Linked DNA regions of Homo sapiens: all the other regions are linked to region 1. Evidence: chromatin loops called from intact Hi-C (ENCODE). Cell type or tissue: chondrocyte. All regions are shown on one strand.

What was found. Peaks named below come from ENCODE experiments on the same cell type or tissue, not always from the same donor. Only the 100,000 strongest peaks of a DNase experiment are listed, where the experiment ranks them.
Region 2: it touches region 1 in a loop (6-fold over the local background); 14 of 110 quality-filtered maps call a loop at or near these places.
Region 3: it touches region 1 in a loop (4-fold over the local background); 8 of 110 quality-filtered maps call a loop at or near these places.

What each region holds. Positions count from the first base shown.
Region 1 is chr14:58,636,194-58,644,193 of GRCh38, forward strand. It overlaps DACT1 (dishevelled binding antagonist of beta catenin 1), which reads left to right and starts at 1,769. Exons shown (of 4, transcript NM_001079520.2): 1 at 1,769-2,354; 2 at 4,543-4,675; 3 at 5,399-5,554. The coding sequence starts at 2,010. RefSeq lists a silencer at 1,560-2,269. In chondrocyte, CTCF peaks have their summits at 2,621, 3,874 (motif pointing right), 4,090, 5,503 and 1 weaker place; DNase peaks (open chromatin) are centred at 1,842, 1,858 and 2,428.
Region 2 is chr14:59,119,455-59,127,454 of GRCh38, forward strand. No RefSeq gene overlaps it. Among named protein-coding and RNA genes, the nearest start is that of DAAM1, 65 kb to the right of the region's middle. In chondrocyte, CTCF peaks have their summits at 4,739 (motif pointing left), 4,957, 7,654 and 7,881 (motif pointing right); no DNase peak of the experiment used is centred here.
Region 3 is chr14:59,440,606-59,448,605 of GRCh38, forward strand. No RefSeq gene overlaps it. Among named protein-coding and RNA genes, the nearest start is that of GPR135, 21 kb to the right of the region's middle. In chondrocyte, a CTCF peak has its summit at 3,805 (motif pointing left); no DNase peak of the experiment used is centred here.

The DNA of each region.
Region 1 (8,000 bases):
GAAAGTGAAAGGTGGCAAGGGAGTTCTTTTGTTTTTGTTTTTTGGTAAATGTCAACTTAATTCTATTTGTAGTAGAGATTAAATGGGTACTATTAAGTTTAAAAGTATGCTAATGAAAAAACAATTTACAACCAATCTACATTCTCGAGTCTCTCTCTAGCAATTGTCAGGTGAATGCTTGCAAGGTAATGTGCTGAATACAGCGATACTAAGAGGGTATTAAAACAGTCCCTGCCTTCAGGAAGCTTTCATAATGTAGATGGAGAGAAGAGATACACATAAACACCTACGTAGATAGATATGCGTGTGCACACCCAGATAAATAACCATACAGGTAGCATGGGATCAGAATCAGATATTTATATAGTTAACTGGAGCTCAAAGGTTGGAAGGGTGGTTAGACCACACAGAGAGGGGAGGAAAGAAGAGGAATTCCTAGCACGGGTAAGCAGATGGGCAAAAGTGCAAGTGTCTGAAATAATGATATAGGATGCACTCTTTCACACAACACTTTGCCTGAACTTCAGCAATTGTGACTTGCTGGATTGAATTTCCGAGGTTCTTGGATGTACTGCTTTTAAAGATATATGTGGTACTTTTCCACAGATAAGCCAGCTAGTGGAATTTTCAGACCCCTATCCCACCGGAAATTTCAGTGGGATAGGGGTCTGGAGTAGTGTGTTCCAAGCAGAGATGACCAATACATGATACTTCAAGAGGGAAGACTTATAAATCCCTCTGGAGAAAAGCTACAACTCATATCACCTTTACTATCTATGTGCTAGCCACGTTGTAAGTGCACAGCCCCCACAATATATAGCATATGCTGCATACTATTATAATTCTTCAACAGCAGGTTCCCATAGCAGCTGCTCCCTTTTACAGTGGGGGGAACGTACACAGAGAAGGGAGTAAGTTGCCCGCACAGCTATTTAGGGGTGAAACTGGGATACAAATCCAGACAGTCTGATTTCTGAGTCAGAGCTCTTATTGTAAACGCAGACTAAGTAATAATAAAAGCTCAAACAAAAACCAAAGCGCGCACGCGCGCGCACTCAAATCGTAGGCTTGTAAAAGAATTGATGCAACCTCTCGCTATACAACGACATCCTCCTGCCTAATTTTAAATGCCGTCCATCGTAAGACCGACGTTAAAAAATTAAAACGACAACAAAACTTAAGTTTTAGAACACTGCATTGTGCTCTGTATTGCTTGCCTTTACAAAGTGGAGTTAAGGAACCAACCCCACAGTGTCTGTGAATACACTTGCAATACCTTGCTTGGGAAGTGAAAGAAACCTAACTCGGTGTGAGTGGAAATGAGGAGTGGCCGTGTGGGGAAAGGGTTAAGACTGTGCTGCAACTTGGTCGAGTTTCAGAAAGTTCTCCGGAGAGCCCAACTGCCGCGTCCCGTCGCGGCCCCTGCCTGCGCGGCCGACTGTAACAGGATGCTGGGGCTCCAGGCGCTCGCCCCGAGCTTTGGGCGACGAGAAAGAGCCAATGAGGAGCGAGGGCAAAATCGGGTGCAGTAAACCCGAAAAGGGGGCGAGGAGGCCCGCGAAGAGAGCGGGGGAGGAGGCGGGGAGGGGCGAGGAGGGGCGGGGAGGGCCGAGCGAGGAGGAGGCGGCTCTGGGGGCCGGGCGGCGCGCCTGACAGAGGAGGGGAAGCCTGGGGGCGCAAGCGTCGCAGCCGAGGGGCCGGCGCGGGGAGGCGGGCGCCAGGCGGGGGTTTGCAGGGCCGCCGCGCGTGACGTAGCGCCGGGCAGGGCGTTATCAGCTGCCGGGCCGCGGCGAGGGACGCGCGGCGACAGCGGACGGCGCTGCCCGGGCCGGGACAGCAGCAGCCGGCGGTCGCGCGCAGGACTCGAGGGCTTCTAGCCACCGTCCCCGCCAGCGCCGCGCCCCGCCACAGGGCGGCATGAGCCCACCCGCGGCCGCAGCCCTAGCGCCCTGCTCCTCCGCCTGGGCGGCCCGGCTGCGGTGACGGCTCTCGCTGCCCGACTGGGGGCCATGAAGCCGAGTCCGGCCGGGACGGCGAAGGAGCTGGAGCCTCCGGCGCCGGCCCGAGGCGAGCAGCGCACGGCGGAGCCCGAGGGGCGCTGGCGGGAGAAGGGCGAGGCAGACACCGAGCGGCAGCGCACCCGGGAGCGGCAGGAGGCCACGCTGGCCGGGCTGGCGGAGCTGGAGTACCTGCGCCAGCGCCAAGAGCTGCTGGTCAGGGGCGCCCTGCGCGGCGCCGGGGGTGCGGGAGCCGCTGCGCCCCGCGCTGGGGAGCTACTGGGGGAGGCGGCGCAGCGCAGTCGCCTGGAGGAGAAGTTCTTGGAGGAGAACATCTTGCTGCTAAGAAAGCAATTGGTAGGTCGTGCCCGAAGGTGGAGCACGGCTGTTCCTGCCCAGGGGCTGGAGGTCGGGCAGGTGGCCTGGGGCGGGCGCGAGGTTGACTCTGGCTGGGGAGATGCTCGCTGTTATGGGACGCCCCCGACCGCCCCATACCTCCCTGATCCCCTTCCTGAGTGCCCGCGGCGTGTGGGCTGCCGACGCCCACGCGTTTCTGGCGTGTGCCCGCTTTGTGTCTGGCGACCTCGCGCGGATTGCGGGAAGGGGGTGGCCGCTCTTCCCTCCTCCTCTGCCTTCGGGATTCTTGGAGTCGCCTAGTTCTAACGTTCGGTCTCCTTAGTTAGATGAGTATATGCCCTCTCCCCAGCGGTTTGCAAACTCCCACTTAAAATACCATTTTATTTGGAGGTTTTCTTGACTTTATCTCCTCCCGCCGAGAGGGGCCAAAAGCCAAGGAGGGGGTTTGTGGCGTGCTTAACTGTCCAGGGCCGAGTTTTACGATTACACTGGAGCGCCTGTAGGGAGCCGTGCCTCTCCGAGAGCTCTCCCCAGCATGCCAGCTTTCACCCAGGCTGGTGCTTAATTTCAAATAGAAGCCCTTTGTATAAGGCAGCTCAAACTAGATGGAAATGATGGAAATTTGGCTGGAGACTGTGTCCCCTCCTCTCATATTTTATACGTTCTGCCAGCTGTGATTGGTGGTGGAGGTGGGAGAAAAGAGAACCTGCTCTCGGTAAGCATTTATCTTACTGGGTTTCTGTCAGTGTCTCAGTCTTTCTATGCAGTCTTCATTAATGGGGAAGAAAAAGAACTTTGTAGCTTAATGTATTGATGAACAGCTTTTGACCCCGCCTCAGAATAATGGCGACAGCTTTGTTTTCAGTGACCTTAAAATGTAGTTTTGGAAACAGCAAACGTCCTCACCTGACCAAGTGATACTATCTAAACTAGACACATGCCAGGTAGTGGCCCTCCCACAATAAAGTGGTGATGCTGTGCAGTTGTCATGTGTTTTCTTCTATTATCTCTTTTCAGATCATTTCTTTTCTCTGTGTGTGTGTGTGTGTTTTTAAGCACCAAAGTGCTTTTACTTGATAGGTTCATTTTTCCTGAAGAAATTAATTGTAGCAAACAAACATACAATTTATGTCTCCAAGCTTTTTAAGTCAAAAGACAAGAGGCGTAGATATTCATATGCATGTGTTTTGTAAGGATGTACACTGTGGTTTGTGTAATATCTCTGTTTTGGCATTTTACTGTGCTGCTTCGGTCACAGACCAGATTCCTATGTAACATTCATTTGAGCCAGTTCTCACTGGTTATGGCTGGTGACTTTTACATTTTATTGTTTTGTGCAATTGCACCTTTTTGTCTGCATGAATCTCAAGATTGTAAGTGGCGCATTCCTATTGTCCGCTTGAGGGGAGCAAAGCAGTATGTCAAGAGAATTCCAGTCCAGTCAGTATTTATGGTACTATTTTCATTTGTAGACTTGGCATTCATGATTTGAACCAGATGCTTTTTGAGTTCTCCCGTTTTTCCAGCAATAGGAAGCACTAGGTGGCAGTGTGAGTTAGCACAATCCATCTGTCACCTTTGGAAACCCAGAGGCGTTCAAATCTCGATGGGCCTTCCCATGAGGGTTTTGGATTCTGCCAGCTCACATTATACTTGGCACTGGCTATTAGTATTAGTTTCTCACTTTCAAAGGCTCTAAGACTGATTAAACCCCACAAAGCAACTAATAGAAAACAAAACTCTGCAGGCCAAGACATTTGGCCAGAAAATCTCACCTAAGATTATAGTGTATTATAGGAAATCTCTTACTCTCATTTCAAATTAAAGAGTCTACTGTGAAGTATTGTTTTTTAAAAGACTGGTTATACACCAGATGATTTAAAGTCTCAGTCCATTTTTCTTGTCCCTATCTATGAAAAGTCAGTTTGTATATATTAGTTGAAACTAAAAACAAGTCTTGTTTTTATGAAGAAACTTTATATCACCACAAAATGTGAGAAAGTGGAATTAAACATAGGACATATTCTTGAATTCTCGAAGTTTTTCGTTACTTCAGGTCATCCAGTAAAATTTTGGTTTTCTAAGTTTAGTGAACTCTTCAGATGGGTAATTTGAATCCTTAGAGTAGACTTTCTGGTTCTTTTGTCACCCCTGTATGTTCATGTTTCCTTTGTTTCTTCCTAATCAGAACTGTTTGAGGCGAAGAGATGCTGGTTTGTTGAATCAGTTGCAAGAGCTTGACAAGCAGATAAGTGACCTGAGACTGGATGTAGAAAAGACATCTGAAGAGCACCTGGAGACAGACAGTCGGCCTAGCTCAGGTGAGTGATTGAGCACAAGGACAGAATTCTGCACTCTTGAGTTGTATCTCAGCCCCTTGTGGTTAACATTCCCAGACCTGCAAATGGCAATGGAGTTTGTTTCCAGTGCAGAGAGGATAAACAAAAAAGAAGTCTGCCATTCAGTTTTATCGGAATAAGAGGGAAATAAACTCAGACAACAAAATTTTTAGTAATGAGATCAATGTGATTGGAGTCCCCCAAGTTTAAAAATAAAAGCTATTCAAATTTCTGCAAGAGGTGCCCTCCTTTGAAACTTGAGTAAGTCAGAACTGGGCTAGAAAATTAGTCACACTTCAACTTCCTGAGACCACTTCAAAAGTTTTTTTTTTTTTTCTTTTAAACCATTTGGGCTCCTTAGATTTTTCTCTTATTATTGTTCTGAAACAATCATGATAAAGATGAGGCTTGACAGATCTAAGTTTCTTTCCTTGGACATGTTCAAAGGCGGGGTCAAGGAATAAGGTCAATTTGAGGGTGAGGGTAACTCTGAAATGTACCCCTAGTTATGGGCTCTTTGCCTTTTCCTAAGGATTGTTTGAAATAAGACCATAAGATTAGGACACCAAAGTCCAATGAATCAAAATTGGCCAAAAAACAAACAAAAAATCTCCTTTTCCTAAATGATTATTCATTTTCCTGTTAAGCGTGAATATGCATTATTTCTTGACATGATGTTAATTCCAACGGTGTTTTTATTTGTAGGGTTTTATGAGCTGAGTGATGGGGCTTCAGGATCCCTTTCCAATTCCTCTAACTCGGTGTTCAGTGAGTGTTTATCCAGTTGTCATTCCAGCACCTGCTTTTGCAGCCCCTTGGAGGCGACCTTGAGTCTCTCAGATGGTTGCCCCAAATCTGCAGGTAAGAATTTTTAGCACTGATAGAAATTTTTAATTGGAAGGCATCAAGGGCCCTTAAAAGGTTATTTGGCTCCAGCACCTTTCACTGGTGGAAAAATGAAGGTTCATCACTTTGCGGCATTTAGTGCCATACTTACATCTAGAACTCAGTTTCATCTAGGTGAGTATCTAGAACTATTCCAGTACCCTTTGGGTGCTACTTGGTTATATATTTTGATAGCAGCAAGACACTTTATCTCTAGAAATCCTGTCCCAATATTGTAGGTCTTGAGCTCTGTTTCTGAGCCTTTGCTGTTAGGTTGTCTGTATTTTCTTTCATTTTGGAACTGTTTTCTTCTTTTAATTATGTAAAGCTAAAACTCAGCCAGGTGCAGTGGCTCACACCTGTAATCCCAGCACTTTGGGAGGCTTAGGCAGCTGGATCACCTGAGGTCAGGAGTTCAAGACCAGCCTGGGTTGGCCCGGTGCAGTGGCTCATGACTATAATCCTAGCACTTTGGGAGGCCAAGGTGGGTGGATCACTTGAGGTCAGGAGTTCAAGACCAGCCTGGCCAACATGGTGAAACCCCATCTCTACTAAAAATACAAAAATTAGCCGGGCATGGTGGCACATGCCTATAGTCCCAGCTACTCGGGAGGCTGAGGGAGAATTGCTTGAACCCAGGAGGTAGAGGTCATAGTGAGCCGAGATTGGACCACTGTACTCCAGCCTGGGCGGCAGAGAGAAAAAAAAAACAAAAAACAAAAGACCAGCCTGGGCAACATGATGAAACCCTGTCTCTACTAAAAACACAAAAATCGGCCGGGTGTGGCAGCATGTGCCTGTAATCCCAGCTACTTGAGAGGCTGAGGCAATAGAATCACTTGAACCCCAGAGGCGGAGGTTGCAGTGAGCCGAGATTGTGCCACTGCACTCCAGCCTGGGCAACAGAGTGAGGCTCCATCTCAATCAATCAATCAGTCTAACACTCACATTAAGTTAAATATGTCCATCAGCCTGGCCAAGAACTGGTTGGCACTTCAGGGAGCAATGGCCCTTTCATGTTCTCCAGAATGTTCTGCATGATGGCAGCTTGTTTTTTCTTTTAAGTGGGTGCCCACATGCCATTATTCCTTATTTTGGGATATCTTTGCAATGACCCCCAGAAGGAATCATGCTATTGTACTAGAAGAGTTTCTGCATTTCCAGTATGTGTCACACACTACTGGATGCTCTGTATGTATTTATCTCCAATGAATCCTCCCAATAGTCGTGCACAGTACAGGTCTTGTTAGCTCCATTTTATGTATTAAAAAAATGAGTCCTAGTAAGGTTACATATGTTATTTAAGGCTCTATAGATGGTGAGTGGCAGAGGCAGAAGTTAAGCTCAGGCCTAACTGCCAGGTCCACGTTTTTCATCATCCCAAGGGAATTCAGAAATTGTTGTTTTCAACCTTCTCATCTAACAGAAGAGGAATTTTGGCTTATAAGCTAATTGTCAGAGGTTCTCCATCTGCTGAATGGCAGGGTTGCTGCTGGAACTCAAGACTCCTTCCTTAGTCCTGTTACATTGTGAATTCTTATAAGAGTAGAGAAAATATGAAGATTAGAATTGCTCTGGGTCCTGGGCACAAGTCATCACACTCCTGGTTTGTCTGTGTTCTCCACTTGGGTATAAGCCTGAATTTTTGAGTCCAGGCAAGGCAAACAACACTGAGCAGCTGAGGGAGCTAATTGGCTGGTGTCTTCATATCTGTGTGTTGTCAGCAGCAATCATTTGAGGAAGCACAGAACTGTGTTATCTAGAGGGTCTGGGCCTCAAGTTCATTGGTAATTGCTCCCCTTCATTCCACAGATCTGGTTTCAGAGGGAAACTTTATAAACCCATTAAAGGCACTTTGGTTTAGGTTTTCCTTCAAGACAGACCCGTGCTCTTCCAAATGCCACTTCCTCACATAATTGAGACAGTTGCACCAGGCCTTGGGGGCTAGGATATCTGTTTTGTTCAACTCTAAAGAGGGAAAAGGGATGAATAGTGAAGTGTTTGTCAGTGTGGCTTTAAGTAAGGCAAAGATAGGGCTTACGTTGCTGGGAGAGGAAGGATGGGGAAGGATGTTAGCTAGAGAGGTTTCCTTTTAGAACAAGCTCTTTATTGGGGGGGGTCATGTGGGTGGGGACATGGCACTTTTGTTTTATTATGTTTTCTTTACATATCATCTCTGGGTCTAGACTATTTTTTCCCTGAGACCGCTAATTATCATTGAAGTTTATGGAGCTTTCTCAACATAGAATCAGGCACATATAGGTTCTCAGTATTTGAATGAATAAATACAATGGAGGACAAATTATTACTGATAAACTCAACTTTAATTTTCTCTGATAACTGAAGGTCATTAAATGGATTTGTTATTTATAATATTCACCAACTTAAGAGATCAAAATCCTTTAAGACAGCAAGCTTGATT
Region 2 (8,000 bases), 480 kb after region 1:
CTGATTCTCCCCACCTTAGAAACCTATGTTGATGTCATGGTCAAAATAGTTTACACGGTTTTTCATAACTGGTCCCTGCCTCCCTTTCTGGCCCTATTTCCCCCCTTTTGCTCAGCCCCTTGCATACTGTTCCCCAGTATTATTGAATGCCTTGCTTTTTAAAAAATTCCTTATGTGTATGTGCATCCTGTTTCTTCTACTTGGAATGCCTTTCCCACCCATCTCCCCTTAACCTAAACTCCCAGGAGAGCAAGTCAATCTTCAAACACTTACATGGACAAACTGTGGAAAAAAATGATGAAGGAAGTTGAAGAGAAATAACAAATAAATAAGGTTGTTGCTATGCTTAAAGTCCCTAGGAAAAAGTAAAAGAATTTTGAAGAAGTGAATTCCAAGTGTCTGGGCATTTCACCCAGAGCATGCTCCCAAAAGCAAAGGGGAAGATTATCTATGAAAATACTAAGCACTATCACAAATAATTGAAATCAGCACAAATTCCTGTCTCCTCTTTCCCTCCCTTGCAGTACCTGTGTCTGGGCTTTGGCCAGAGGCTATGCTTCCCAGCCTTTCAGAATGGCCACCTTGCAGACTGTAACCCTTTATAAGAAATAAGGTCTTCTTTCTAAATTTATAAGTTAAGTAATTGCTTTTCTGTTAACAGAATGGAATCCACTTCCAATTCGACCCTCTGTGGTTAGAAGTGGAGAGTGTACATGAGATTACACTGACTAAAATGGGAAAAAAAAAAAGAGCTAGCAACTTCTGTGTTTCTGTGGAACCCAAATGAACATTCATCATCAAGATCAGAGGTACCCGTGGTGTGAGACTTTAGTTCCAAAAGATATTGTAGGATCTCCACAGTCCCTAAGTTTCAGTGGCTCACCTGTTAAGCTCAATTCGAACCTGCACTCAGTAAATAAATTGGTCTGCAGCATAGTTATGCCAAAGAAGCAAATTGTCTTGATAAATAACTCATATTGTACAATCATTCAGAAATTGTGTAATCATATGCACAAAGTATCAATTTATTAAATCTGTACAGTTGAAAAACATTTCAAATAGGCAAAAAAACTTACTGTACACTTTAAATTATTTCCTCCATGAAGCGAAACGAAGAAAGAGACCATGCACTTTTTTAAGAGGGTTATGCTATTAACAGGGAAGACTAGATCATTTTAGGTCATATTAAAAGAAGGAAACAAAGGGTCTACTAGTGGCTCATATTAAATAGGGAAAGCAAGAAAACCAACATAGATGTCCCCTGTTTTGTGAAGCTTTTCTTTACTCTTTACTACAAGGTAGAATTAATGCTCCTTATTATCTACTTCTGCATCTTATAAATATATTTATTATTGCACATATCTCACTCTACTGTGATTATGTACTTACATATCTGTTCCCTTTACTGAACTGTAAGCTATTCAAGGACAGAGACACTTTGCACCGTTTGTACTCTCCATGTCTGTTCAGTCTGGAGCCTCTAGCTGCCTGATGAACTAACTATACTAAACTAAAGAAGGACTCTTCTTGTCCTTCCAGAGAATGTTACTGGCACAGGAATATTCTCAGCTTAAGTAAAGCATATGCATTTATTTTATTGACTGGAACTCTAAGACCTATGTAGAGGCAATGTCCAAAACACAGCCAAGTTCCCTGACAGTCTTTAAATCAAGAGTTCTCTGTTTTCAAAAATCTGTCCCAAACTCTTGCTGCCGTGCTCTGCAAACTCTTGGTGATTGCTTGATGATCTCCAGCTGTTTTCACTTCCAAGATTTTAACTTTTTCTTTTGTGGACCAAAATGCACTGAACAGCTTATAAGGAAATGGTATTTTGAGTGAAATTATTTCTTGTATTTACCTCCTAATTTTAGGTGGCCTTCAGCACCATCCACCCCAAACATAACCTGTCCTCTCTCCCACCATCCATGCACTAAGTACCTGTGAATTCCATCACTGCTGATTCCAATGGGACCCAGAATTCCTTCCTTATGTACTAGCTCAGCACATCCATTCATCGCAAGGCTTGTTGGCAATGTTGGTAACTCTGCTTTTCATCATATAACTTTGGTGCTGTATATCATTGGGCAGTTCATGAACTTGAATTTTCTATGAAAATACCACCGAAGAAGCACAGTCCATCAATTGTTTCATGGAAAAGCTAGCAAAAGAATTAGCCAAGGATGGCTTTGCCCAAGTCCCAATAACTCAATAGAAAACATTCTTTTTCCATGATAGAATGTCTACCTATCTTGATAAACTCATATTCTCTCTGCATATTCTTTGCCTTGGATGTTTAACAAAGTATCAACGCCTGGAGAAAAGAGCAGAAAGCTGGAAGCATGAGTCCAGGAGTTAGACTCAGCTTGGAACTTGCTCTGTAATCCGAGTCAAGTCACCTCCTTCTTCAGGTGTCATTGTGGATTTCACCACACAAGTACTGAGGCTAGGAAAACAAAAAGTATTAAACCTGTGCTAAAGGTACTTTTACATAGTGTCAAGGACGATGAATGGGTCTGAGAATTTTCCCAACTTGAAATCTAATAAGCTGGTCAGCCACAATGTCATGGATGCTGACAAAAAACATGAGATTCCTGGGTCAGAGGCAAACAGAGCAAGCAGCATGAGAGTCAGCATATTTGAATCAGCACCTCTTGCTCCTGAGCTGTACAGGAGTGACACACATGTACCCAGAAGGAAGCCTGAACACGGTTGCATTTTAGGATAGGAATTCTTGAGTTTAGGGAATCTGAATCTTTTCCAATGGGCAATAAGCATGCCTGCTCTAGGGGAAGACATTCTATGTGCCAAGGCTGTTTGCTATACAAACATCCTTGAAGAGACAGTCCAGAACAAATGGCAACCAATACTTTGCTCACAAAACATGCCGCAATGTGAGAGATCCTTTAAGAATTATCTCCCAAAATCTGGCAACCTGTATATATACAAAAGAGGCAAATTATACTTATATATCACTTTACTGGGAAAACTGTTTCCAGAAGATATACTTAATTATGGTCTTTCTTTAGAATTTAAATTTAATGCAAATAATAACAAGCTTTCCCAGTAAACATCTCACTTTATAAATGGAGGCTTATTCTCTCAAATGCCAAGCAATAATATTGTATTTAATTAATGGGGTATCATGCTTATTAGAACCTATCATTATTTGAGACTCCAATATGGACCAGATACTGTGCTAGTTTTGTGATTGATCTGTATTATTACATTTTATGTTAAAAAATTACTGCAAATTAGACATTATTTTACAAGTGTTGGAAACTGAAGCTAAATGATCAACATCTAGGTACATTTGCTTCCTAAAGCCATGCTTTTTCTACTAACCTGTGTGGTTGGCATGGTAGCCAACAAATAACACATGGAAATTGAAGTGGCCTGAAACCTAAGTCGTAGTCATTGACAACTAAGGTTTACTGAGTGCTGCCTGAACTCAGTCATTCTCATTTTCTAAGCCAGCGCATCAATCTCATGTGTATGGGAGATACCTGAGGAGTAGGTGAAGACGCAGATTCTTAAGCTTCAGCCCAGAAGATTCTAGTTCAAATGATCTTTGTTGAGGCCCAATAATTTCTATTTTAAACAAACTCTTGAAAATATTTTAAATGCTGGTGGTCCTTAAAACTCATCTGAAGAACACTAGGAAAGAATAAAATCTATAAAAAGAACGATATAAGAGCAGTGACAAGGTGGCCACTCTAGAGCAGATTTATAGTTTTACAAAATGTAGGGGTGCCAGTTAATTTGAAGAGCTACTATAGAAGCTAATCAGAAAGAGAAATTTAAACAACAACAAAAATAGAAACACACATTATTATCAACCAAATGTGGGACTGGATTATGAAAAATACAGGGGAAGATAATATCCAAAATATATAGATATAGAAGTGACCTGGTTTGTTATTTTATTATTTAAATTAAGAATTCTAGATCCCAATCTTTTCATAAAGATTTATTTCTTACTTCCCAAAGATTTTATGAGAAATAGAGCAGACCAGCATGCAGGGAAATGCCATGAAATTTGCAACCTCTGTGAGCCTCAGAAAAATGGGAATAATAAATTTGGCTTTGTAGGGGTCTTATAAAGATTAAAATTATTTTTCAAGTATCTAATATAGTATCTAGCACACTGTAGGCACTCATTAAATGTAGTGGAGGTATGCGCTTTTCTTCTGTTTTTCCACCAAAGTCACAAATGAGTGAGAAAGCAACAATTGCTAAGTCAATCCTGAGTCAAGCTTGGCACCAAGGCTGATTGTGAAAGGTTCTTGTCCTGCTTCCAGCGCCTGATTTGAGATCTGAAGCAGGAAGGGGATGCTGAGAGCAGTCTTGCATTCTAAAGGTGAAGGGTTTCCGCCAGAGGGTAGAACTTTGCTTTTCATGGATACTATGTCATCATGTACTAAAGTTTGGTATATTCTTCAGGTTTGTCTCTAATAGATGTGAATACAAATCAGTGATATTTAATGATTTCATATGTATTTTGTTCAATAGCTAAATCTAATTCTCAAGGATTAAGTAATTTTAAATGAAGGATATAAGATACGATATAAGAAAAAAGAAAGGTTGCAGTATATATTGGGTTGATATCTAAAGCTTGTCATTCCCTGTCTGAAAGCTGCAATATATAATCCATTTGCTTTTTCATTTCCAGTGTTCAAATTCTATCTTCAGCATAGTGAGCCCAAACAAAACCAATTCCTTTCATGCCCTCTACTGGATATTTGAAGTTAAACGTCAATAACACTGCAAAGTAACCAAAATAATGATACACATAATATCCAGAATGTTCTTTTATAGCCTCTTTAAATAAAAATTCGTTTACATTGGTTCACTGGTATCAGATTTCCTTTTTCTGCCTAAAATGCAAATTTCAGAGTCACTTCTTCGTATTATATGGAAATTATTTGTTGAGGGAAAAGGAGTGAATAAACGTAGTTTGTATAACTGACACCTTTGAGGTGTCTCAAAGGAACAGCGGTGTCATTGGCTGCTGTGATATTTAAGCTTCCTTTTTGTTTCTGTCCTGGTTCAATAGTAAAATCTACCAGCAGTTGAAATCTGTATTAGAAGGGTGGGATGGTAGAGCCCACAACTGAAAAAATTCTCCATATTAGCTGTTTCCATCAGACAAAACCCATCAGAAGGAGGGCAAAGAAGTTCTTTGCTTGGTGACCTGGCTGTCTATAGCCATCTTTGCATCCACTTTAAGGGTGTCTGGAAAGATGTCCCCTTGCTCCCAATTCAGCTCACCTACCCTCTCCCAGGGCTTTGTTTTACTCAGCAGTGCCATACCAATTATTAAATTTGTAAAATTTCCATAGCAGTTGTTACGTGGCCACTGCCCTTAGCTACCGTCTGCCACTCACCATGCCTTGACTTTCCCACAATCAAGAAATTGAAAGGTCAAATCCGGGTCTACTCACTCCAGGAAATTTCCTGATCCAATCCACCCAGACACCTAGATCCTTCAGGCCCTACACAGGCCTAAATGGGTGTAGTCCTGTCTATGTCAATCTGGCCTGAAACATCAGCACCAGAGATGTTACTGCAGAGCTACACGTCAGCAGGACCAAGGAAGAAAGGAGGTCCCATGTTTTTCTCTCTACGTAGCAATAATAGGTAAGATTTATGGAGAACATATTACATGCCAGCTATAATACGCATTGTTTCATTCACTCTATAACGGCTCTATTTTACAGATGAGTAAACAGAAACATCTGATAACTTCCACCTAGTGCATGGAGAGCTAGAATTTGAAGTAGGGCTGACCAATACCAAAGCCTGATGTCTAGTGAAATTCACACAATGCTGCAAATCTGAAGACTCTGCAGCAGATTTTGTAGGTACTTTCAGCAGAGGAGTTTCAGAAATGCTTTGCACAAACACAGGTTCACCAAGTGAGTGATCACACGGGAAGACCACGTGGGAAGGTGGGTAGTCTCAGTCACTCTCAGTTGCACCCTTTACTTCAGGGAGGGCAAGGGAACAAAACTTCGGATTACCAATGATGTAACTCCCATAAAAACCAAGTAAGAAAAGTCCCCCAGACTTCTCCTTCAGCTTGTTACTTAATATTGGGTGTTGAAGGATCTTTGGGGATGGGAGGAGGAACAATCATGATTCTCATGCAAATATAAAACATGCTTATGTCAAACTTTCATTTAACTCATTAATTAAATGAGGTAACAGGTAAAATAATAGTAGAAGCTAATAACTCAACATGAAATCCCATAGCTCAATTGCATGGTGATTGAGAGAATAAGACTTCATTAACAACAGGTTCAGAGAAAGCCAAAAAGCAGAGACATTTATAGATCAGGAAGAGTGAAATGGATTTGCAAATGGAAACAAAATTGGTGCTTTTGTGTGTGTGGACAGGGAGGAGTCAATTAACTTTCCACTGGACAGAATTTATTTATATGCCTATGGGCATATTTGCATTGCTATCAGTTTTGTACAAGTTAACTTTGATCCCTACAAAATTATAAAATAGCCTAGTCAAAGACAAAGGTGCATATTTGGATAGGAACATAATCCCCAGTGGTTATAGCATTACCTGGAACATTACCTTGAAAAAACATTAATCCTGATCAATCTTGTTTTGTTTATTCCAATGTCTTTTTTTTTTTTTTTTTTTTTTTTTTTTTGGAGACGGAGTCTCCCTTTGTCACCCAAGCAATTGTTCGTGCAGTGGCAAGATCTCAGCTCACTGCAACCTCCATCTCCCGAGTTCTAAATGATTCTCCTGTCTCAGCCTCCAAGTAGCTGGGATTACAAGCGTGTGCCACCACACCCAGCTAATTTTGTTTCCTAACATGGATCAAGTGGTGAAAAAAATCAATAGAACTAATTCTTTAGCACTGACCTACGTTTATGAGCAGTTGCCGTAGGGTTTGGATTGGGGAATGAGCAAGAAAGATTAGGAAAATTAAAATTTACTCTCTCCAGCCTCATTCTCAGGAGAGTATTTCAGAGATGAAATATAAAAGCAAAGATCTGTAATCCCAGCACTTTGGGAGGCTGAGGTGGGCAGATCACCTGAGGTCAGGAGTTGACCAGCCTGGCCAACATGGTGAGACCCTGTCTCTACTAAAAATACAAAAAATTAGCCAGGCGTGGTGGCATGGACCTGTAATCCCAGCTACTCTGGAGGCTGAGGCAGGCAAATTGCTTGATCCCAGTAGGTGGTTACAGTGAGCCGAGATTGCGCCACTGCACTCCAGCCTGGGTGACACAGTGAGACTACGTCCCAAAAAAAAAAAAAGCAAAGATATGTTCTCATTTATTAATTAATGTAACTAGTTCTTATTGACACCTACTATATGCCCCACTCTAGAAAACTGTGGGTCTACATGGGTTTCCAGTGAACTAGTCACGTAACCATGACTACAAACATTTAACACCAAACAAGATAAACTACCAATCCAAAAATGCAGGGTGGAAAATTCTGTTCACCTGTTCATCACTTAGGCAGTTTACTCACCCATTTGTTTTTTCATGGCTGACACAACATGTCTGTGAATTTTTCCCCACACTCTTGCTCCAACTACTCCCATCATCCCCAGCTCTAAGGCTGGAGCATTCCTGGTCATTTGAAGGTCTATTAGAATAACCCAGTAAAGTAGTTAAGTCTTAAAGATAATATCACATCACAGTAGGCCTGGGATAAGATTTTCTCTGATAGCAAAATCATAACCCTTTCCAAAAAAAAGTACAAGCTGGAGGCCTTCTTTCCAGACCTTTGATCTTCAGCCTTATTATCGAAGATTTTATTTAGACTTGGTTTTATTAATGTAAACGTGGGTGAGCCAGGGTGCCAATGGTGGGCAGAGAGAAAGATGACATGTATCTACCAGAAGGTGGCAGTGTTGTTTCTCCAAACATCTCACAGGTCAGACAGGCTCTAGAATGTCAGGATTAAAAACTAGGTGAGGTTATTTCTTGACCCATTCTATAATTAATTCACACATACCATTTACAAT
Region 3 (8,000 bases), 800 kb after region 1:
CACGACTATTGATGTTTCAATGTGCACTAAATAAACTGACATTTCTTTCCAACTGTATCCTCTACATCTTTTCCACATCATGTCAACAACCAGAATACCAATACAATATTTTAGAAAGGTTGAGAAGTTCTCCAAAAGCAGAGAATATGTTCAGGAGGAATGTCCTCTCCCCTTTTTGCATGTGAGCTATACTATTTGAGGACAAAATTAGTGAAAGGAGTAGCTTAACTTTTAATGGATCAGGAGGGGAACTTCATTCCATGCTAATGACATACCACTTTCCCCATAATTAGGGAGGATGTTTATTCAGCCAGGATGCTGAAAAATACATTTTAAGATATAGAAGCAGCATCTGTGTTCATACCATATTGGTTGTTGAATATTTTGACTATTATACCTGCAGTTTGATAAATTGAAGGTAAGTTGTAAGTACATAAAGTTGATTAGCCTTTTCGGCACCAAAGGCAAAAAAAAAAAGAAAAAAATCTGGAAACTACTTAGAAATTATTTGACAGCATTGACCTCAAGTTCACCTCTGTTATGGACTTAAGCGCTTTGATACACAAGAGTATTTTATTTGTTTTAGAAGAGGCTGTCAGGTTATCCATTTCATGTTAAATCCAATATTCTTTGTTTAATTTCTGATTATTTTTGTTTGCATTTATCCCAAATATTGATTTAGAATAAAATCCACTCTTGACCCTGACTTTTCTCCACTACCTATTTTTCAGGAAAATTTTTGCAAATAGGCTGATTGAGTAGACTATATAGAAATGAACAAACATCTTTTTATCAGCTCTTTAAAAAATGTGTAGACACGCAGTAATACAAAAACATTGCTCCAATTAAGAAAGCAAAAGTACAAATATGCTTACATTGAAAAACATTTTTTGAGACAATGGTATATTTTAATAGTCTAGAGTGGCTCATTTATATTACTTGGGTTTATGAGTAGAATGAGAGGCATTGTTATGGAGGATGAGAGGAATAATGTAAAAATAAAGTGAACTAAGAGTGTATTTGCAACCTAATTTACTTTATTTAAAAAATTTTGTGACTCGCCCAATCTATGTGCTTCATAAGACAACTATCTGTTTCACTGCTTTCAACCGGGGTCTAAGAGCCTGGCACATAATAGATGCTCGATAACTGTGTGTCAAACGAATAAATGCACAAAGTGTTCATTGCTCACCTAATATGCCACAATAGCAAACAACTTCTCTCTCTCCTTCTTCCTTTCTTTTGTAAATTTTCTTTATCTTCTTCTCTCCCTCCTTAGCCCCCTCTTCTTCCTTCCCTCTCCTTATCTCTCTTTAGTCTCCTCTCTGTTCTTCCCTCCCTTCTGTTCTCCTTTCAAAGTAGATCACAGAAAGATGTTTAGGAGACATTCATTAGAGAATGTTCAGTAGCACAAAGACAGCAGAAAATGTATACAGTATCACATTTTCCATCCTTTCTTTTCTTTTTTAACTAAATCTTGAAATTCTGAAGTTATGTGACTTTGTATGTTTTAAAGGGGTGTTGTCGTGTTGCATGGGTGTCTTGTGTAACTAAAACAAACTCTCCACCCTGCCCTTGTCTTATTGTGCAGTTTCTTTCTTTTCATTTTTATTTTATTTACTTATTTTTTTGAGGCAGGGTCTCATCTCACTCTATTGCCCAGGCTGGAGTACAGTGGCATGATCTCGGCTCACTGCAGTCTCACCCTCCCTGGGCTCAAGCAATCCTCCCATCTCAGCCTCCTGAGTAGCTGGGACTACAGGCACACAACACCACACCCAACTTTTTTTTTTTTTTTTTCCATAGAGATGGGGTTTCACCATGTTGCCCAGGCTGGTCTTGAACTCCTGGACTCAAGCCATCTACTCACCTTGGCCTCCCGAAGTGCTGGGATTATGAGCATGTACCACCACACCCATCCCACAGTTTCTAAGAGAATCTGACCTTTTTCAGTTTCCAGAGACAGTCTTTGTGATTAATGATCTATCTGTGTTAGTCTAAGACTCCAAGACCAATCTCCCATTTCCAAAGACAGAACTGGGAGAAACTTCCCTTTCCTCTAAAGAGGTGATTCTGTATGTAAGCTAAGAGTAATCAAAGCAAGTTAGAATGCAATCTCCTTATATCCTTGTGAGAAGGATGGGAGAGGCTCCCCACACATGAAGGTAAACAAGAGGTTGCAGATTTTCACCATCGTTGACAGGGTGGGTGGTGTGCTGGCAGAGGGGAAGCAGTAGAGTTATTCAGGCTGAATGGACATCACTAAGGGAACCAGGTTCTTTCAGGTGCACAGGGGAAATCAGCAAGTTTCAGTGAATTCATGACAACTTGCCTCAGGCTGCTATGAAAGATGGCCACAAGGTCTCCTCTATTAGTGAGGCTAGCTAGGTGCAATCCTGACCTTTATTAAGAGTAACCAGACATTCGGGAGCTGGTTGCCTAAGTGCCCAGTAATCAGTTAAAAAGATGTCACAGAAAGGCAATTTCACTCTTACATTTCAAATATAATATTGATGCTAAGATTCAAACTGACTGGAAAAACAGAGATTCATCCAGCCGCAGAGGGCCTGATAGGGATAAAGGAGGCATGCTAAGGGATATAAATTACTACTTCTGTGAACTCCCAGAAAAGATTCTACCCTTGTTAATTTCATCCTGCCTCCTCCTCACTCTCAGATCCCCAAACCTCCACCCTTGTCTGCCTCTCTTCCCATCCATCCCTGCTGTGGGTTCTAATCCCAATCCTGCTGTTGTTTAGCTGGCTATATTATCTTGAACAAGTTATTTTTCTTTGAGTCTCAGCTTCTTCATCTATGCAATGGGGAATAGTAATATCCGGCCCATTGATATGAAATAATATGAGCAAAGGACTTCATGGAGGCAATCAATAAATGCTAGATACATCCCAAATCCCACTCTCTAAAGAATAGTCTTAGAAAACTAAAACTTTCAAATCACAAGCCTAACTCTATTTTCCAAATGTAAGAAATTTGCCTTATTTCTCAGTTGCCCTGATGCATTCCATCCATCATATAAAATAAATAATTTAAATGAAAAGTTAATTGAACGCTTAGAGCACTAAAAGTCATTCTAAGTTCTTCTTTCAGAGAATTAAAGATGCAAAAGGAAAAACTAATTTCAACATTATGCATTCAAAGAAATCTAAATTGTAACAAATTATTTATGTATATATTTAGTCTCTATTTCCTGTTCAAATACTTCAAATACATTTATAACCATTTGGAACTGTTATTACCAATATTTTAAGATGTTACACGATCCAATAGGAAATATTAACTGTTTTATTGTTAAAGAGTCATATTAAAATAATGCCATGACATATGTGTTATCAATTAGGCAATGAGCTACCAGTCAATATGTTTTGCCTTATAAAGAATTTTAGCCAAGATAAAGCTTGTTTGTTTGACTTAGAAAGCCAAAGTTGAACCTGTGTGATAACTCTTTGATCACATGTAATAACTGAAGCATAAGAAAATTGGTTTTTAGTATAATCACCAATCGTCCTCCCTTCCTCCCACTGAGAAAAAAATTCGGCCTTGTTTAAATACTCAGCTTAATTAAATTATGTATTTAATATATGATACATTTGTCTTGGCTTTGCATAGCACAAAAATGATAGATTAAATTTTTATGTGATAATTAAAGCCAAACTGTTATCAATAAGAATGTTAAAGCATTTAAAGATTATGAAAGTTTAATGTGTTCTGATGTGTTGCTTTTCAAAATCGTTGGGGCATTCCCGCTTTGAAAATTGTTGTACTTGATAATGGAGCCTCCTTGTGGGGAATCAGCAGTATTTCAGGCTTTCAAATTGCAGGTGAACTGCTGTTTGAATTTTCCCCCTTCACAACGGGAATAGATGTACTGTAGTAGTGCTATCAAGAAAATATGTACTTGTCGCCGGGTGCCGTGGCTCACGCCTGTAATCCCAGAACTTTGGGAGGCCGAGGCGGGTGGATCACGAGGTCAGAAGATCGGGACCATCCTGGCTAACACAATGAAACCCCATCTCTACTAAAAATACAAAAAATTAGCCGGGCGTGGTGGCGGGCGCCTGTAGTCCCAGCTACTGGGGGGGCTGAGGCAGGAGAATGGCGTGAACCCGGGAGATGGAGCTTGCAGTGAGCTGAGATTGTGCCACTGCACTCCAGCCTGGGCGACAGAGTGAGACTCCGTCTCTAAATAAATAAATAAATACTAAAAAAAAAAAAAAAAAAGAAAAGAAAATATGTACTTGTCTCTGGACCCCTGACATCCAGAAACCAGCAGGAACTTAATGACTGCCAGAAAGTAAGGAAATATGTGCTGCCTTTCCTTTGGTTTGTCTGTAGTCCTGGTAGCTAAAGATAAACCAGTATTAATTTTTTTCAGTCAAATCGATTATGTTCTCTGGAGAGTAAACAAGTAGATTGACAAATTTTTTTACTTTTAAACTGCCCAATGTAGCTGGGCATGATGGTGCATGTCTGTAGTCCTAGCTACTTGGGAGGCCGAGGTGGGAAGATTGCTTGAGCCTAGGAGTTGGAGGTTACAGTGACCTATGATCCTGCACCTCACTCCAGTTTGGGTGAGAGCAAGACCCTGTCTCAAAAAACAAACCAACAATTAAACTGCCCCATGTAGTGGGGCCCTTGAACATATTGAATCAGGTAGATGCATGTTTTGCTTTAATCTCATGGAGTTATTCTCTACTTTTGACCAGAGAGCACATTCCTCTAAGAAAGATGTCAGGCCTCTGCTACGACCTCAGGTCCTCAGACCGACCAGCCCAAAAAACATCTCACCAATTTCAAATCCAGTAAGCGGCCTCTTTTTACTGTCTTCTCCAACCTCCCTCGCTATCCCTCAACCTCTTTCTTTCAATCTTGGCGCCACACTTCAATTTCTCCCTTCTCTTAATTTCAATTCCTTTCATTTTCTGGTAGAGACAAAGGAGACACGTTTTATCCGTGGACCCAAAACTCTGGCGCCAGTCACGGACTAAGGAAGGCAGCCTTCCCTTCGTGTTTAATCATTGCAGGGACACACCTCTCTGATTATTCACCCAGGTTTCAGAGGTGTCAGACCACGCAGGGACGACACCTCCCCTCCTTGCCAGGCCAAGCTAGATCCCAATTCTTCCTCAGCCTCTGCTCCTCCACCCTATAATCCTTTTATCATCTCCCCTCCTCACACCCGGTCCGGCTTACAGTTTCGTTCCGTAACTAGCCCTCCCCCTCCTGACCAGCAATTTACTCTTAAAAAGTCAGCTGGAGCCAAAGGCATAGTCAAGGTTAATGCTCCTTTTTCTTTATCCCAAATCAGATAGCGTTTAGGCTCTTTTTCATCAAATATAAAAATCCAGCCCAGTTCATGGCTCGTTTGGCATCAACCCTAAGACACTTTACAGCCCTAGACTCTAAAAGGTCAAAAGGCCGTCTTATTCTCAGTATACATTTTATTACCCAAATCTGCTCCCGACATTAAATAAAACTCCAAAAATTAAATTCTGGCCCTCAAACCCCACAACAGGACTTAATTAACCTTGCCTTCAAGGTGTACAATAATAGAGGCGGCTAAGTAGCAACATATTTCGGAGTTGCAATTCCTTGCCTCCACTGTGAGACAAACCCCAGCCACATCTCCAGCTCACAAGAACTTCCAAACGCCTAAACCACAGTGGCCAGGTGTTCCTCCAGAACCACCTCCCCCAGGAGCTTGCTACAAGTGCCAGAAATCTGGCCACCAGGCCAAGGAATGCCTGCAGTCCAGGATTCCTCCTAAGCCACGTCCCATCTGTGCAGGACCCCAATGGAAATCAGACTGTTCAACTCACCTGGCAGCCACTCCCAGAGCCCCTGGAACTCTGGCCCAAGGCTCTCTGACTCCTTCCCAGATCTTCTTGGCTTCTCTGACTCCTTCCCAGATCTTCTCGGCTTAGCGGCTGAAGACTGATGCCGCCCGATCGCCTTGGAAGCCCCGTAGACCATCACAGATGCTAGCTTTAAGTAACTCTCACAGTGGAGGGTAAGTCCGTCCCCTTCTTAATCAATATGGAGGCTACCCACTCCACATTACCTTCTTCTCAAGGGCCTGTTTCCCTTGCCTCCGTAACTGTTGTAGGTATTGACGGCCAGGCTTCTAAACCTTTAAAACTCCCCAACTCTGGTACAATTTAGACAATACTCTTTTAAGCACTCCTTTTAGTTTTCCCCACCTGCCCAGTTCCCTTATTAGGCTGAGACACTTTAACTAAATTATCTGCTTCCCTGACTATTCCTGGACTACAGCCGCATCTCATTGACGCCCTTCTTCCCAATCCAAAGCCTCCTTTGCATCCTCCTCTTGTATCCCCCACCTTAACCCCCAAGTATAGGATACCTCTACTCCCTCCTTGGTGACCGATCATTCCCCTTACCATCTCATTAAAACCTAATCACCCTTACCCTGCTCAACGCCAATATCCCAACCTGCAGCGTGCTTTAAAAAGATTAAAGCCTGTTATCACTTGCCTGCTACAGCATGGCCTTTTAAAGCCTATAAACTCTCCTTACAAATCCCCCATTTTACCTGTCCTAGAACCAGACAAGCCTTACAGGTTAGTTCAGGATCTTCGCCTTATCAACCAAATTGTTTTGCCTATCCACCCTGTGGTGCCAAACCCATATACTCTCCTATCCTCAATACCTCCCTCCACAACCCATTATTCTGTTCTGGATCTCAAACATGCTTTCTTTACTATTCCTTTGCGCGCTTAATCCCAGCCTCTCTTCGCTTTCACTTAGACTAACCCTGACACCCATCAAGCTCAGCAAATTACCTGGGCTGTACTGCCGCAAAGCTTCATAGACAACCCCCCTTACTTCAGTCAAGCTCAAATTTCTTCCTCATCTGTTACCTATCTCAGCATAATTCTCATAAAAACACACGTGCTCTCCCTGCTGATCATGTCCGACCAATCTCTCAACCCCCAGCACCTTCTACAAAACAACAACTCCTTTCCTTCCTAGGCATGGTTACTGCGGTCAGAATTCTTACACAAGAGCCAGGACCACAGCCTGTAGCCTTTCTGTCCAAACAACTTGACCTTACCGTTTTAGCCTACCCCTCATGTCTGCGTGCAGCAGCTGCCACTGCTTTAATACTTTTAGAGGCCCTAAAAATCACAAACTATGCTCAACTCACTCTCTACAGTTCTCATAACTTCCAAAATCTATTTTCTTCCTCATACCTGACGCATATACTTTCTGCTTCCCAGCTCCTTCAGCTGTACTCACTCTTTGTTAAGTCCCACAATTACCATTGTTCCTGGCACAGACTTCAATCCAGCCTCCCACATTATTCCAGATACCACACCTGACCCTCATGACTGCATCTCTCTGATCCACCTGACGTTCACCCCATTTCCCCATATTTCCTTCTTTCCTGTTCCTCACCCTGATCACACTTAGTTTATTGATGGCAGTTCCACCAGGTCTAATCGCCACACACCAGCAAAGGCAGGCTATGCTATAGTACAAGCCACTAGCTTGCCTCTTAAAACCTCTCATTTCCTTTCCATCGTGGAAATCTATCCTCAAAGAAATAACTTCTCAGTGTTCCATCTGCTATTCTACTACTTCTCAAGGATTATTCAGGCCCCCTCCCTTCCCTACACATCAAGCTCGAGGATTTGCCCCCACCCAGGACTGGCAAATTAGCTTTATTCAACATGCCCTGAGTCAGATAACTAAAATACCTCTTAGTCTAAGTAGACACTTTCACTGGATAGGTAGAGGCCTTTCCTACAGGGTCTGAGAAGGCCACCGCAGTCATTTCTTCCCTTCTGTCAGACATAATTCCTCAGTTTAGCCTTCCCACCTCTATACAGTCTGATAACAGACCAGCCTTTACTAGTCAAATCACCCAAGCAGTTTTTCAGGCACTCAGTATTCAGTGAAACCTTTATATCCCTTACAGTCCTCAGTCTTCAAGAAAAGTAGAACGGACTAATAGTCTTT